Linked DNA regions of Mus musculus: regions 2 and 3 are each linked to region 1. A link is a loop called in an ENCODE intact Hi-C map of the cell type or tissue named here. Cell type or tissue: heart. All regions are shown on one strand.

Region 1 (5,000 bases):
GGAGGGAACCCCTTGAGTGTGCAGGAAGGTGGGGAGATAGACACATGATCAGGGATTGGTGGAGTGTGAGCGGGCTGAGGAAGACAGTGAGACAGACTCAGAGCTGAGAGTAAGAGTGGGGGAGGGCAGCAGAGTCCCTGGCAGGAGACAGAGCCAGACCTGCCTTTCAGGCAAACTGGCTGGACTAGTAGTTGCAGCAGGCTGCAAATGAGAGAGGGGGAGGGGAAAGTTTGCCACATGGATCATTAGCAAGAAAGTGCCAGTTTAGTGTTGATGTAGAGATATTGTTTTAGACCAAGACATCCCATTAAGTAGGGACCAGGCAGAGAAATACTGACCCCTGGGCGAGAGAATAGGGTTATTAGCTGCCCCTACCAGTGTCCTGAGGACATTAACAACCTAAGAGAGATTCTAGCACAGGCCAGACCACCAGGTCGACTTGTGATGGCTGGGGGCTAACGCTCAGAGCCTGTGCTCTTGAGCCAGTTCATCCAAACCCAGGAATTTCTCAGCTTCGAGAAACTGTCTACAAGGAGAGGGAAATCTCACCCAAGGGAAAAAGTCCTAAAACGAGGGTCAGGGAAAAACTGAATGTCTTCCATCCTCAAGGACAACACAGGGGTAGCTCCGAGCTCAGGAACTCTCCCCTGGGACCATGCAGATGGGAAGGGATGGGGGCTTACCAGTTCTGGGCTAGCAAGCGTGGATCTCTTGTGGTGACTGAGGTGGGATGTCTCAGTGGGCCCATACTGAGGCATCCCTTCCCCATGAGGGACCAGCCACACAATAGTATAGTATAGAATAGAGTTTATTCAGGGCATGGGAAGGGGAGTTAAGAGGGTAGTAGAGGCAGAGAAAGGCAGAGAGAGGGAGAGAGTAAAGAAGTAGAAGCTGGCCATGGCCATGGGCATGTGGAGAGAGGGGGAAGGGAAGAGCCCAAGATGGCAAGAGAGAAGCAAGCAGTAAGCAAGAGTAAGAGAGGGAGGAGGGGGGCAAGCAGCCCCTTCTATAGTAGGTCAGGCCTAACTGGCTGTTGCCAGGTAACTGTGGGGATGGAGTTTAGATACAATGCTAACTAACCTGCCATTAAACTATATATGGATCTCCTTATTCCCAAGTTTTTGGTGGCAAAACTCAATCTATCTGCCTAATGGCTTCATTCTACTGATATCAGGCTCCCTTGGGAACTCACAGTAGAGCTGGGCTGAAGGGACCCAGGACACAGCCCCAGAGCAAGAGCCATATGAGCAGGGAGGAAAAATACAAATTATACTCAACACTCAGAGGCAGAGCTAAATCCTGCTTTTCTTTACTTTGTTCTGGGTGCACACCCTATCCCCAGAGCCGGTGATATAGTAAAGGATCCAGACCCAGACACGGCCCGGTGGCTGTCAATCACACCAGCTACACTCAAAATCCACTTCCTCACAGAATGCTAGGGGGGGGCGATGATTGAGCTCTGTACTCAGTGTTGTCCTTTCCTCAGGCTGAGATGTACTCTTATGGATGGTCCTGCACATAAGCGTAGGACTAACCTCAGTGCCTGCTGAAGCACGCTCCCTCCCTTCTGCAAACTGTGCAGACCTGGCCTTCCCTGACTCCTCTGCTATTCTAAGCACTTCCTTTCCTTTCAGTTTTAGTGAATCTTTGATGGCGGATTAGATACTAGGGAAACCCTGCTCTACTAGGGCATCCAAGCAACCCTGCTGTGTCTTTCAAATATTTCCTGTTGCTTTTCTGGGGATTCCTCCCTGGTGAGGTCCTTGGTCAGTCTATCCAGGCTTCTTTCGGTAGAACAAAGGCCAGATCCTTAGTTGCTCCTGGCGCCTTCTTATCTAAAAATAGCCTTGCAAACCTGATTTTATCCATTTTCTATAAATTCCCAGGGAGCCCCCGTAGTGCTCCTTAAGGTCTAAGTAATAGTGACAGTTTGCTTTTATGGCTGAGCTGTGGTCATAACGTATTCTCTTTGCCAGCACAATTGGAACAATAAGACATTTACAACCAGTGCGAAAGTCTAGCCCCTGTCATAAGCCAGCCACTTAGAGATCATAATGTCACCTCCATATCCTATAGCTAAAGTCCTCAGGAAACACCCAGCTGTGCCAACTTAGGGGGTCTAACTCCCACTAACTGGGGGACTTGGTCAAATGATATATATGTATACAGAGAATGGATTTTACATTCAGAGGCCTCCTTACTCTGCATATCCTTACAATAGTGCCTGAAACAGATAATTCTAAAAAATACCTCATAATCATAATTGCTTTATGTCTTGTATCCAAAAGAGGCAAATCAAATCAATCAATCTTAATCAAATGCAAGCCTATTTCAGAACGCATGTCGCAGGACCCTGTTAGGTAAGCTGTGGGACTGACGACTTCTTCATGGAAACTCTGGCTTGAATATAGAATTATCTGTAAGGAGGGAGGAAGGAGGACAGAAAAGATCAAGCTCCTGACAGAATAATTTCCCTAAGGACGCACCAAGTCAGATGATTGGTTTCTTCCCCTGCACTGCCCCCTTGTGGTAAAATGTCGTTAGTGTTTTGGTAGAAAGAGGAAGTAAAGGAGACAGCGATGAAGGGAAGTCGGGCTCCAAAGAGGAGCTGCCAGCCTTCAAGGAGCTTGTGGGGAACCCTGCCCTGCCAGAGCTTCCTGTTCTTTGCTTTGTGGCCCTGTGAGAGGCGGCAGCTGCTGCTGCCCCACCCTGACCCTTTCTCTCCTCATCAGATCTGAGCAGCGTAACCAAAGATACATGGCACAGACCTCAGGAGCCCGCAGGAAAGGAGCGCCTTCCTGGAACGGTTTACCTTGCCCAGTCGTCCTGGACGCTCCCAAAGGAGGTTCTGTCGTTGTTAGCGATGTACATCAGTCTCCAGTGAGGCACATAACGCTTCAGTGAACATCTCGTCCAAAGGGACATTTGAAAGAACAAAAGAAGACCAGAAATATTTCTGAAGGAGTAGAAGCTGGGAGGGGACTTTGGGACACTTCTTTCAAGTTTCCTCCTCTGCTAAGAGAAATCTACAAACACAGGGGATTGTGTTATTCGCGTCACTGAGAGCAAGAGGAGAACGTCTGATTTGGGCATAGTATTCCAAGCACAGTTTATCGAAGTAACTGGACTCATAAATACAAAGTTGGAAAGCATCTCATGTGTACTGGGTTCTCCCTGGGAGCAAGTGCCTGTCACTGTCAGGGGAGACCTCTCCTGGAGGGCACAAATACTGCAACGTGTCAGTGATCCAGTTTCAGGAGTGAAAAATAATGTTTTGTGCAAATGCATTAATATTCTTCAAAATCTAGAAAGACATCAGAACTAGGAAGGTAACTATTGAGTGCAAACTAGCTTTTGGATGCCGTATTACTTCTTAATAAAATTTTACTAAAACTACAACCCTGAAAATAAATCAGATACTACAAATATATCCTTGTTTGAAGGCGGTGATAGATACCTGGTACGGACCAGATTGTGTCAGTGAGCAGGATCGACCCTTCCCCAGACACATTTTCAGTCAACACTTTCCTGTTCTGAGATGAGGTCCAAGGAGCGCTGGGTGCTCAGATACACTGGGGCTTTGCTCTGTAAGCAGCCTGTGGTTTCTGGGGTCCCCAGCAGAACCCCAGGGCTCTCTACCCCACATTTTGCTCTGGAAACCCAAGAGTCCTGTTGTGATTTATGAAGTGACAGAGTTAGGAAGAAAGGCAGCTCTTGGACCCGTAGCCCAACCAAACACACAAGCTGTGGTCGTCGCCCCAGACAACTGCTCTTCAGCAGGCTTGAGATTTCTCCACAGAGAGCAGAGTCCTTTCATGTGGGCAAAGAACGACTTTATCAGACAGAATGCCTCGATGCTTATGAAATGCTTCCTGAGAGGGAGGAAGTCAGGCTATAATTGGGGCAGAATTTACAACAGCGAAATCACATTTGGGCAAGTTCTCTCTTATTGCAAGGGGCCTCCGAGCCACTAGAGATGCTTCATAGATTGCCACTGTCACCTGCTGGCTGGCCTCCAACTGCCATGAGGCCCAGGGAGGGGAAGGCAGGTAGGCCCCTGAATCAAGGCTTGGGTGGTACCCAGAACACTCTGGATCACATGACCGACTTGGTTCTTAGAGGACAAGGTTTGGAAACTTTGATGTATAGGTCTAAAGCCTCAGTAGGAGGGAAGTTGGGTGGTGTCTGTCTCACCTGGTGCAGTGGCAGTGAGGCTGTAACAACTGCCCAGTCACTAGCCTGAAGCAGATGTTGTATTTAGTGCTAAGGTCACCTGTAGTTTATATGTAGCTCTTCTTGTTCACATGAAACATAGAAATCTACTTGACAGCCCCAAACGTCACTGCCACTATTGTGTTTCCTAAGGAATACAGCTGGAAGCTCATCTGTTCTTGAGCCAAGTCTTTCCCAGAACACATGGGTGGGTCTGACTGCAGAGAAATGGAGAAGATGGCAGAAATATGAAGATCAGAAAGACTGTCCAAAGGACAGAATAACAGACAGTAAAGGGCCGAGATGGATTTCATGAACAAAAGCAAAACTCAAAGTGCACATCATCTTGCGGTTGGGAAGTCCATCTCCTTCTGCTCCTTGTGGGAAATGAAGCCAATGCCATATCAAAACAAACAAAAAAATCTTGCAGCTTAACAATCCCAAAAGCTTACATCATTTTAAAATCTGTGCACTCAACATAGTAATGTCTCTTTTTTATCTCAAGAAGGTGTTCCTGCATAACTGCATACCTTCTAATGAATAGACTCACAGAAATAAAAAATAAAGCAATTTTTGTTCTTCCCCACAGGTTCATGTGAATGACTGATGTCTATTGCATAGAGGCTTACATGACTCTTGGGGTCCCCACCCCCACACTCTACCTCCCTGCCACCCCCACCCCCACACTCAACCTCTCTGCCACCCCAGGCTGCCTTACCACCCCAGGCTCTTACACTGTGGTGTTCAGCACTTCTGTCAGGGTGAGTTCCACAACTGGGAACCCTTGG
Region 2 (5,000 bases), 570 kb before region 1:
AAGCCTTGTAAAGTTGACTGCAAAAACGAAAGAGTCCAGGATGGGAAATAACAGCTCTAAGTTCAAGGCATTTAGCACACTGGTATAAAAGCCTTCTTAACTCAGATCCCAAGCAAAGGCTGGCAGCTTTAACTATTAAAATTCCTCTTAACTGGTAACAGAAAAATCATCAAGACAAGCATACAAGGAAAAAGAATATCAACCAACCAGACCATACAGGTCTCCCAGGGACTAAACCACCAACCAAAGAGTGCACATGGAAGGACCCATGGCTTGAGATACATATGTAGCAGAGGATGGCCTTGTCTGACATCAGTGGGAGGGGAGGCCCTTGATCCTGAGGAGGCTTGATGCCCCAGTGTAGGGGAATGCTAGAGCAGTGAGGTGGGAGTCGGTGGGTAGGTGGGGGAGCACCCTCATAGAAGCAGGGGGAAGAGGATGGGATAGGAGGGTTTGTGGAGGGGAAACCAGGAAAGGGGATGATATTTGAAATGTGAATGAATAAAATGATTAATTAAAAAAAGAAAGGCAAATGGAGATTTTTTTTTCTAATTAGGTCATTAATCATACATGACCAAGTTCCTTCATGATAAATGCACAGTAGAAGCACTTGACTATTTCTGTTAGGTTGAAATAAAAATCCCTGCTTTATTTCTATCAATGGAAGATAAGGGATGAAACAAACTAAGTACCCTCATGGTGGTTTCCAACCATCTGTAACTCCAGTTCCAGGGGGGATCCAATGCTCTGTTCTGACCTCTGTGGGCACCAAGCATTCACAGGATGGACAGACATACACATAGGCAACAGCCTCTCACATAAAAAAAAACTATGGAAACACTTTGTTTTCAACATTGCAAAAGCAGTCCTTCTTGCTGAGCCTGAGCCTGGTGCTGCAGGCCTGTAGTCTCAGGTCACAGAGAGGCTGAGGCAGGAGGAATGAGAGTCCAATCCATGTCCTGCCGTCCATGGGTAACAGTGAGTTGGAACTCAAGCCAGGAAACTTAGTGAAACTCTATCTCAAAATAATAAAATAGAATAGCCTAGGACTATAGCATAGGCAAGGCCCTGGGGTCAAACTCAATCTTAAGAAAATAAGAAATAAAGCTACAACAACAACAACATCTCTTCTTTAGCAAAAAACCAAAACAAAATTTAAAAAACCCAACAACAAAAAGGAGAAAGGACAAAGAGGCTGACCTCTTTTGATTTTGAAGTTCCTAACACCCCACTCTCTCTGCCCTGTACAACTTCATAGTGTATATGAAGACTGCACCACTCCACACATACAGAGAGTCACACAAGGAGTCACACACAATAGAGAAATGGCTAACAAGTACTTACCTGATATCGTGTTGGCTGATTGAGAATGCTGTTAAAACTGTGTGATTCAAAAACTCTCGAGTTAGACTGTGTGAAGAGGTTTAACTAGGAGAAAATACAATTAACCTAGTAAATGAGAATACATTCATTTGGAATAAGAGATATAGATTACTTGATTCTCTTGGATGGCGTTTCTGGAATCCACACTTCTGAGGAACATTTTGTTCAAGTTGGCTTGTATGAGGGGGTTAAATATTTTTGAAAGCAAACAGTTGTGTGGGAGAGATGCTCACTTTCATCAAACACTGGAATGATGCAGTGTAACAGAGCTGTTGACTAAGAATGTATTTTAGAAGTTGGCCCTTATCTAATATATGTTTTCGTGGGAACAGGCAACATTTACCACTCAGAACTCCAAGTGCCTCCGAAGTGGTTTGATTGGCTACTGAGTCCTAGCTCCTCCCTAAGTTGAACAGAATCCCACAGGTGCAGGTAGCCTTACACATATTTCATAGCCCTATGATATCACCTAAAATAATATAGCTTCTCTATCATTTTGCCTTATGCTAATCAGATCTTTGGAGAGAACTGGGTTGAAGAATGGAGCTTTACTGTCTGTTTCTATCTAGCTGTCTGTCCATCTGCCTGTCTATGTATCTATCATCTATCAATCATATATCTTTCCATCAGTGATATCTATCTATCTATCTACCTACCTACTTATCATCTACCTATCATCTTTATATATCAATCACATGTGTATCTCTCTCTCTATCATGTATCTATCAGTCATATCTATTTATCATCTATCATCTCTGTCTATATGTCAGTCCTCTATATGTATTTATATATCTATCAGTCATTATCTCTATCTATCTATCTATCTATCTATCTATCTATCTATAATCTATCATCTATCTATTAACTATCATCTATCTATTAACTATCTACCTATCCTCACTCCCACCTTCAGCTTGAGTTTTGAGTAGGCAGGAACAGAAAGCTAGCTGAGAGCTTAGCCCTGCCCATGACTGACACAGATATAAGCAGGAACTTTCCATCATTCCAGGGCTAGCTGGCTTGTATATGATTCAAAAGTCCTCCCATTCCAAACTGTAGTCTTTCGACCTCCATAGCCCCCCTGTGATTATTCAGGAAGGTGTGGCAGGCCAGGGCAGAGGTGACAGGACTGGACAGGCCTCCTAGTTGACTGTTTCGCTAGGACCTGCACTTGATGATGTGATGTTTCCCTCTGCCACTGGGGGTCGGTATCAGCCTGCTGACTGAACTCAGCAACCTCAGCAGAAAAGTGTCAAAACAACAATATTGACATTTCTCTAGCTTTTTTATTTAATTCATTTAATGAAGAAAGTCGATGCCTGATGTAAGACTGAGACACTTTGGCTGGGTGTAGTGTCACATGCCTGCCTGGCTGCCTGGCTGCCTGGCTGCCTGGCTGCCTGGCTGCCTGGCTGCCTGGCTGCCTGGCTGCCTGGCTGCCTGGATGCCTGGCTGCCTGGATGCCTGGATGCCTGGATGCCTGTCTGCCTGGATGCCCAGATGCTAGGCAGAGTTAAGTAAGAGGATCAAAGTTTAAGGTCAGCCTGGGCAATTCAGGAGGATCTGAAAAGGGGGGGTGGGGGTGGGGAAGCCAAGGCAGGCCCTCTTAGCTGAGAAAAATATTTTTTCCTCCTCTTACTGATGTCACAGGGTGGCAGTGGATGTCCTGTGGAGCGCTCTCTCTGTGCCTTCATAGAGGTCTAAACATCTGGAAGTGCCCTGCCCAGCTGGCTTTTGGTAGCCCCCATCTATACTATGACTATTTGGGGTCTAAAGTCCATAAACTCTGTTGCCTACTGTGGTGGTTCAAATATTCTTGGCCCACAGGAAGTGACACAATTAAGAGGTATGTCCTTGTTGGAATTGGTGTGGCCTTGTTGGAGGAAGTGTGTCACCATGGGTGTGGGTTTTGAGACTCCTCCTAGCTGTCTTCGGATGGAGATGTAGAACTCTCAGCTCCTTCTCCATGTCTGCCTGCACACACCATGCTTCCTGCCATAATGATAATGGACTGAACCTCTGAAACTGTAAGCCAGCCCCAATTAAATGTTAACTTTAACATTTAAGAGTTTAACATTTAAGAGTTGCCTTGGTCACAGTGTCTCTTCACAGCAATGGGAACCTGAACTAAGACAGTTACAGAAAGAAAATTTCAAGGTTTGTTCTCTGAAGCACAGAAGGCTGAAGGTGACCACACTTCAGAGGTCAAAGACTTAAGGAGCTAAGCTTCCCTAGAAAGACAAAACATTTATTAACACTGTCAATCTTCACAACAGGCAGAGCCGCCCAGAACATCAGGAGCCAGTTACTCCCTAGTGCATAAAGAGGGCTAAGCATGGACTGCCAGAAAGACTTGATCTACATATACCCTGCACTGGCTGCACCCTGGCTGCTAGCCAGGTCTAAACACACAGCAAGCAGTGTGGACCGTGATGAGGAAGGGCCCTGACGTTTGCTGAGCTGGAGTGGAATACATCCCATTTAACACTCACAGAAGCCCATGGCTTTCCAATTTTTTAGGTGAGGAGATTTACCTGTGTAACTTGCTCATAAGTTTTAAAAGCCAGTTCAGACACAGGTCTAGCCTAGGGGCTCTACTTCTCTCCACCCCACGGCTTCTCATTGTGTGTGTGAGGTATTTATTTGAATGCGGTACAGACAGACAGCCGGTCACTGCTGTGGCATCTAATAGCCATGAGAGAGCACAGTGACACCACACAAAGAGCCGTGGTTCAAACTGAAGGGCCTTGTGTATGTCAGGAGGCACTACCCACTGAACCACACTCCCAGCACAGGGTCACTATCTGTAAGGGTAAGATTCGAGGGCTATTAAAAAAATCTTGGAAACACAGATCTATGTCAAAAAAATGAGGAATTAAATTGCATCAATCCTGTCTTTGCCTCAGCATCAATCGAGGAAAGTCCTCTACTTTTGAACAAGGCCAATGTTTTATTGTTTCCTGGGCTTCTAGACTACTGCAGCTGGAGACCATTTTTCATACGTTTTTCTTTTATCTTTTCTTTTCTTTTTTTTTCGAGACAGGGTTTCTCTGTATAGCCCTGGCTGTCCTGGAACTCACTTTATAGAACAGGCTGCCTTTGAACTCAGAAATCCTCCTGCCTCTGCCTCCCGAGTGCTGGGATTAAAGGCGTGCACCACCACTGCCTGACTTTCATGCATTTTTAAAAGACCAAATCTCTGTAGTCCTAGTTAGTCTCAAAATCTCTACATCATTCAACCTGCTTCAGTCTCGGTGTCTTCCCGCCTCAGTGTACCAAGAATGGGGATTACAGGCCTGTGGCACCGTGCCAGGCTCCATCATTACAATTTTAGCAGAGATGGTACCTGAGTCTCACACATTGGCTCCTGTCTGCTTCCTTCCCTGTTATTTTAAATATGGCCATAATGTTGTGTCTCCGACCCTAACTCTATATACAGAAACTAAGTTCATACTGATGAAGTGCCACCATGAAATTTACATTCCTAGGTCAACTCAAGGGCATTGATTGCAGTGTTCTTCTTTATAAAGGGCTTTGTTGCTGGGTGGGAAGATGCTCAGGCTCTCATCCACGGCATGATACTAAAGAAAAGGTCCTTCTGCTGCCTCTCCAAATAC
Region 3 (5,000 bases), 210 kb after region 1:
TACCTCAGTCATGAAGACTATAAAACACCTCTCCAGCAAGGAGGTCATTACTCAATTGACTAGTATTCACTCATTCTCATTCTCATTCTCTCTCTCTCTCTCTCTCTCTCTCTCTCTCTCTTTCTCTCTCTCTCTCTCTCTCTCTCTCTCCCATCCCTCCCTCCCTTCTTCCCCCTCTCTTTTACTCCTATTCACCCACCTCCCTCCCTCCCTTCCTTTCTTCCAAAAGTTTGGAATGTGTGTGTTAAATTTGTACAATAATCACTGGCATGACTGTCTATGTCTTCATGACCCAAATGAAGATCTTTTTTTATCCTTTAGTAACATTTTCTTTGGTGGTTACACAAGTGAGAGTGCAAGCTGCAGCCCATCTGGCTCTCTAAATAACTGTCTACTGAGAACTTAGAACTCTCTCTTTCTCACAGGTTGAGAAGCTAAGAAGTCCAGGGTCAAAGTGCCAACATACAGGTGTCTTGGAAGAGCTACTTCTCACAGAGAGCATTCCCACAGGGGCCTAAGGCTGGGCCTCTTAGGCCACTGTTGTTAAGGGCTCCAATGTCTTATTAAAGCTTCGCCCATAGGACCAAGCCACTTGTGCAGGCCTCATCTATTATTGCCATCACCCCAGGGATTAGGATTCTAATATGATTCAAGCATTCACACTGCAGTGCTTAAAGCACTGAGGACACACTGGCCTTTCTGCTCTAATTCTTACTTTTTGAAGCACAGCACAGATTTCAGATCTCTGCCTCCTGGCTGTTCAGATCCCAACTATCTCAATATCCATAACGACCTGCCTGAAGCCAGTTACATTTCCTTACTGTGTGTGCATCTGTCCTAGAGCACACACACACATTTGGAAGGCTTTATTTTCATGCCTAAAGCTCCAGCCCAGCACTTCCATTTACTCATCCATCATATACACTGCTCCGTGCACTTTGGACTCTGCCAGATGCTAGGACCAAAACCACTGTCCTTCCTCTTTCCTCTTTTTACTGTTTAGATTTTCCCCCTTTATCTTACTATGGGTGGCTTGCCTACAGAATGTCTGTACTGTGTGCATGCCCTGCCTCTGGCCAGAGGGGGTAGCAGGTCAGCTGGGACTGGAGTACAGATGGTTCTGAGTCATGTGGATGCCAAGAATCAAACTCTGGTCCTCTGGAGGAGCATCGGGTGCTTGTAACTGCGGAGTCATCTTTCCAGCCCCCTATTTTTAGTAGTTTTGTTTGGGCAAATCCTGGGTCAAAACCATAAATAACACTTTAGTGATTTGTACTAGAACCCTTGAAATGGGCTAACTTCAACATATCCTTATGGGATATAGGCATTTTTTATATATTTATCTGCTCTTTTAATATTCCTTTCTGAGTCTTTCTATGTAACATACAGAAGTCCTTTCCATATTAGCTGAGCTCCTATTATGTATACGGTATTTTACCAGGTGCTGGAAATACAGTGGAAAACACAACACAACTTTTCACTGTGTCCAATGGAGAGGAGACAAATGAAAGCTAAGTTATTCAGAGCAGAAAGTGGAAAAAGCAACCACAAACAAGCATACATAGGTGAACCATGTGAAAAGAGAGCTTGTTTGTAACTGAGGGGCTGGACAGATGCTCAGAGGTTAAGAACCTATACTCTCCTGGCAGGGGACCCAAGCTCAGTTCCCACACTCACTTCAGATGGCTTATAACTCCTTGGAACTCCAGCTCCAGGATCTGAGGCTCTTTCCTAGTCTCTATGGGTACTTGCACCCCTTCCCTCACACACACACACACACACACACACACACACACACACACACACACACTCTCACACTCATACATAAAATACATTTTTAAAATTCAAACATTAAAAAGTAGCTAAAATGAAACACTGCACTTGGTACTCTTCGAGGCTAGAAAGGAGAGCAGTAAGGATCTTAACTCTCGTGAGGAAAGGATCGTAAGATGCAAATCTAACTGGACATCCAAGGGACAGGATGCCAAGGAACCTAAGTCTAGAACTGAGGACTTGTGATTATCCCACGGCTCTTTACAGTATTCACTGACAGCACCAACTCAGAGAGAAAAGATAGTAAGCACAATCCGAGCGACCCCTGCTGGCCACAGTATAAAGCTAAACTAAGACAAGACTGGAATTAAACAGTTCCGAAAGCATATTAGGCACTGTGTGTCTCCTGTGCAATAGCTCAGGTGACGGAGTCCACACAGCCATCAGCGGGAGAGCTGGGCTTTATTCCAAATGGGCACTCCCATAAACAGCACTGCTCCATCAAGACATAGCAACTCCCTCCTGCTCGATGATATCATCACCCATCCATCCATCAGTCCACCCTCCTTACACCCGTTAGTCCATCTATCCATGGCACGCTCGGGCCCTACTTCGTACTTGCTCTGTCTTTATCCCAAGTAAACATGGTGAACAACACACAGAATGGCTGGCTTCATGAACTGTGCATACTGCTGGGGAGACTAAGTACATGTATAACTAGCTTGCATTGGGTACTATTAAAAAATCTGGATAAAGAAACATAGACTGGTGGAATTGACATGGGGGAGGTCCCTATGTTATACAGTAGGTTTGGGAAGTTTTCTGAAGTCAGTAAAATGCTTCCCAGACAAGCGTGGGGAACTGGGTTCAGATCCCTAGCATCCATATAAAAACTCAGGTACAGTGAGGTGCATAGGTGCATCTGTAGATAGATGCAGTGTTAGGAGGTGGAAGATCCCTGGGGCTTGCTATCTAGCAAGGTGGATGGTACCTGAGGAATGACACTCAGTGCCGTCCTCTGGTATCCACCTTACACACACAGACACAAAATAGTTTTGCATGACTTTCTAATGATACAACAGGCCATCACCAAATTATTGGGTAGAATCTTTTGAGGTAGAGCCCATAGAAAGTTTCTGAATGTCTATTTGCTGCAGGGCAGGAAGGCTACAGATAGATATTAGTGGACACCCCCAACCAGCTTCTTTAGACACTGTAGGTATGCAGACTATACATGTAAAGCCATGTATACATTATACGGAAACAAAAATGCAAATTACTAAGGTAATAATTAATCTGCAATCTTCTTTTATTTATTTAAGGATTCTTTACTATTTTAGTTTTTTACCCACCTTAGGAACTCAAGGACTTCCTGGGAACAGCAGTAGCAACAGCTGGCAGAGAAATTTGTAATCAGAATTGTGGGTACAGAAGTAGCCATTCATTTTAGAAAACACTCTAGGCGATTTCGATGCCCTCTGCAATGAGGTTTTCCTGTTTCTGAAGCTGACTGTTCAAGGCTCTAACCTAGCTCCATTGTTCTATCTTAAGCTGCTACCACTTGACCCATTAACCATGTAAAGTCTTAGGAAGTAATAATCAAATAAGCATATGGTTAGTTTGCCTTGCTTCAAGTTCAACCTAAAAGTTTTCCTATACAATGTTATAATTTAGCGCATATTTAGGCAGAAACAGTCATGAACTTCATCAGAATCAAAATGGGGTTCCTTGTGTCAAAAAGGAAATAAAGCTGGGAGGTTATGAAGGGCAAGTCCTTAACATGAACGCCTGACAGCAACTATCACAAACGATGGCTGGGACCACAGCTGGCCACAGCCAGAGCATGGAGTACCCCATGAGGACACGCCCACCCTTTGACCAATGCCACCATGCTCCTTAATGGCTGTGTCCGCAGATTACTCTTTGAAGTACCTGAATGAATACTCACAGTTTTACCTTTTCAAATCTAGTCTTGCCTTCTTGAACATGCTCTAGGTTTGCTAGCGCACACGTGTCTGACTGCAATATACTCAAATCACCATAACCTCTCCCCACTAAAAAAGTTACTTTCTGGAGAATTTCATGTTTCCTTGTACTGACATATGCTTTAAGGAGTATAATTTATTTCCTTCTCCCAATTCAGTGTCACTACTGAGAATAGAAGCTCAAATATCTGTGTGAAGCATGTTAAATGTAGCCTTTGGGAAGGCTGCTTTTCCACTTGTTTTCTATGCTAGCCTGTAATTCACGGGGCAGACACCCTTTCTTTTTTGAAAAGCACGACACCACCGTTGCACAGTCACACAGCACTCACTGACCAGCATTCACTGACAGACTAGCAGCCCAGCTTCAAGGAGACATGGTAAACTTGTGAAAAGGCAGTTCCTGAGTCCAAAACTGACCTGCAACTCCAACTTGGTGTGTAGCATATCCCGGGAGTCTGCTGGGTCCTTCTCCCAGCCACAGAGTCAGTGTTGAGGAATGGGGTTTTGCGTGGTGGAAGCAAAAGCCCAGGGAAGCAGCAGGGGCAATGAAGTGGCTCTGCAGGATGGGGATGTGTAGCCAGGCAGCTATCCGTCCTTCTGAGCGCCACTGCTGAATGGCAGCTAGAACGCAGAGGGAGGAAGATACACCCTGTAAAGGTTTTCTGTGAAATGCATGGTCCCGACCTCTCTGCATTGCTATAGCCCAGTTGTTTATGTGATTCTCCACCCACCACAGCACTGGTGTTTATAAGCAAACCACCCAAATGCAGGCCCAGCACATAGCAGGTGTTCAGGCACTGTAGAACGGACAAAAGAAGCGGAATCACATGCAGTTCTGGCGCTTCCTTCTTCTTTCCAGAGCTGCATATGCTATAGGGTACTCTACCATGGAGCCAAATCCCCAGCCCACTCTATTTCTCTTAATGCCATTGACTTTAATCTTCACAAATGATGATGAAAGGTGTATTTACTCCTATGGAAAAGTTCTGATGTTATTCTTGGTTTATAAGAATAGAAATTAAAAAAAAAAAGTCAGAACTATCCTGACGTATTACTAGCCTGAAGAGAGGAATATTTTTTGTGATATTTGCATTAACATGTCTATATCTTATATTGTACCTTTTATAATACATTATATATTAAGTAGTCTATCATTAAAATTCCTTCAATGAAAGTGGATTCCTCAATAGCAGTAGCATCCCTTATGCATCCTACAAGCTAATCAGCCAACTTCTACTCTAC

The links. A loop is a pair of places that touch in the nucleus more often than their neighbours do. Peaks named below come from ENCODE experiments on the same cell type or tissue, not always from the same donor. Only the 100,000 strongest peaks of a DNase experiment are listed, where the experiment ranks them.
Region 2: it touches region 1 in a loop (7-fold over the local background); 20 of 42 quality-filtered maps call a loop at or near these places.
Region 3: it touches region 1 in a loop (4-fold over the local background); 15 of 42 quality-filtered maps call a loop at or near these places.

The regions. Positions count from the first base shown.
Region 1 is chr3:37,201,590-37,206,589 of GRCm38, forward strand. No RefSeq gene overlaps it. Among named protein-coding and RNA genes, the nearest start is that of Gm36168, 20 kb to the right of the region's middle. In heart, CTCF peaks have their summits at 2,522 (motif pointing left) and 3,222; a DNase peak (open chromatin) is centred at 2,632; H3K4me3 peaks cover 901 bases; H3K27ac peaks cover 646 bases.
Region 2 is chr3:36,633,031-36,638,030 of GRCm38, forward strand. Trpc3 (transient receptor potential cation channel, subfamily C, member 3) reads right to left here. Exons shown (of 12, transcript NM_019510.2): 10 at 1,345-1,428. Among named protein-coding and RNA genes, the nearest start is that of Gm35856, 19 kb to the right of the region's middle. In heart, a CTCF peak has its summit at 2,582 (motif pointing right); no DNase peak of the experiment used is centred here.
Region 3 is chr3:37,412,526-37,417,525 of GRCm38, forward strand. Nudt6 (nudix (nucleoside diphosphate linked moiety X)-type motif 6) reads right to left here. Exons shown (of 5, transcript NM_001291044.1): 2 at 4,176-4,379. Among named protein-coding and RNA genes, the nearest start is that of Nudt6, 4.6 kb to the right of the region's middle. In heart, a CTCF peak has its summit at 2,107 (motif pointing left); a DNase peak (open chromatin) is centred at 2,236.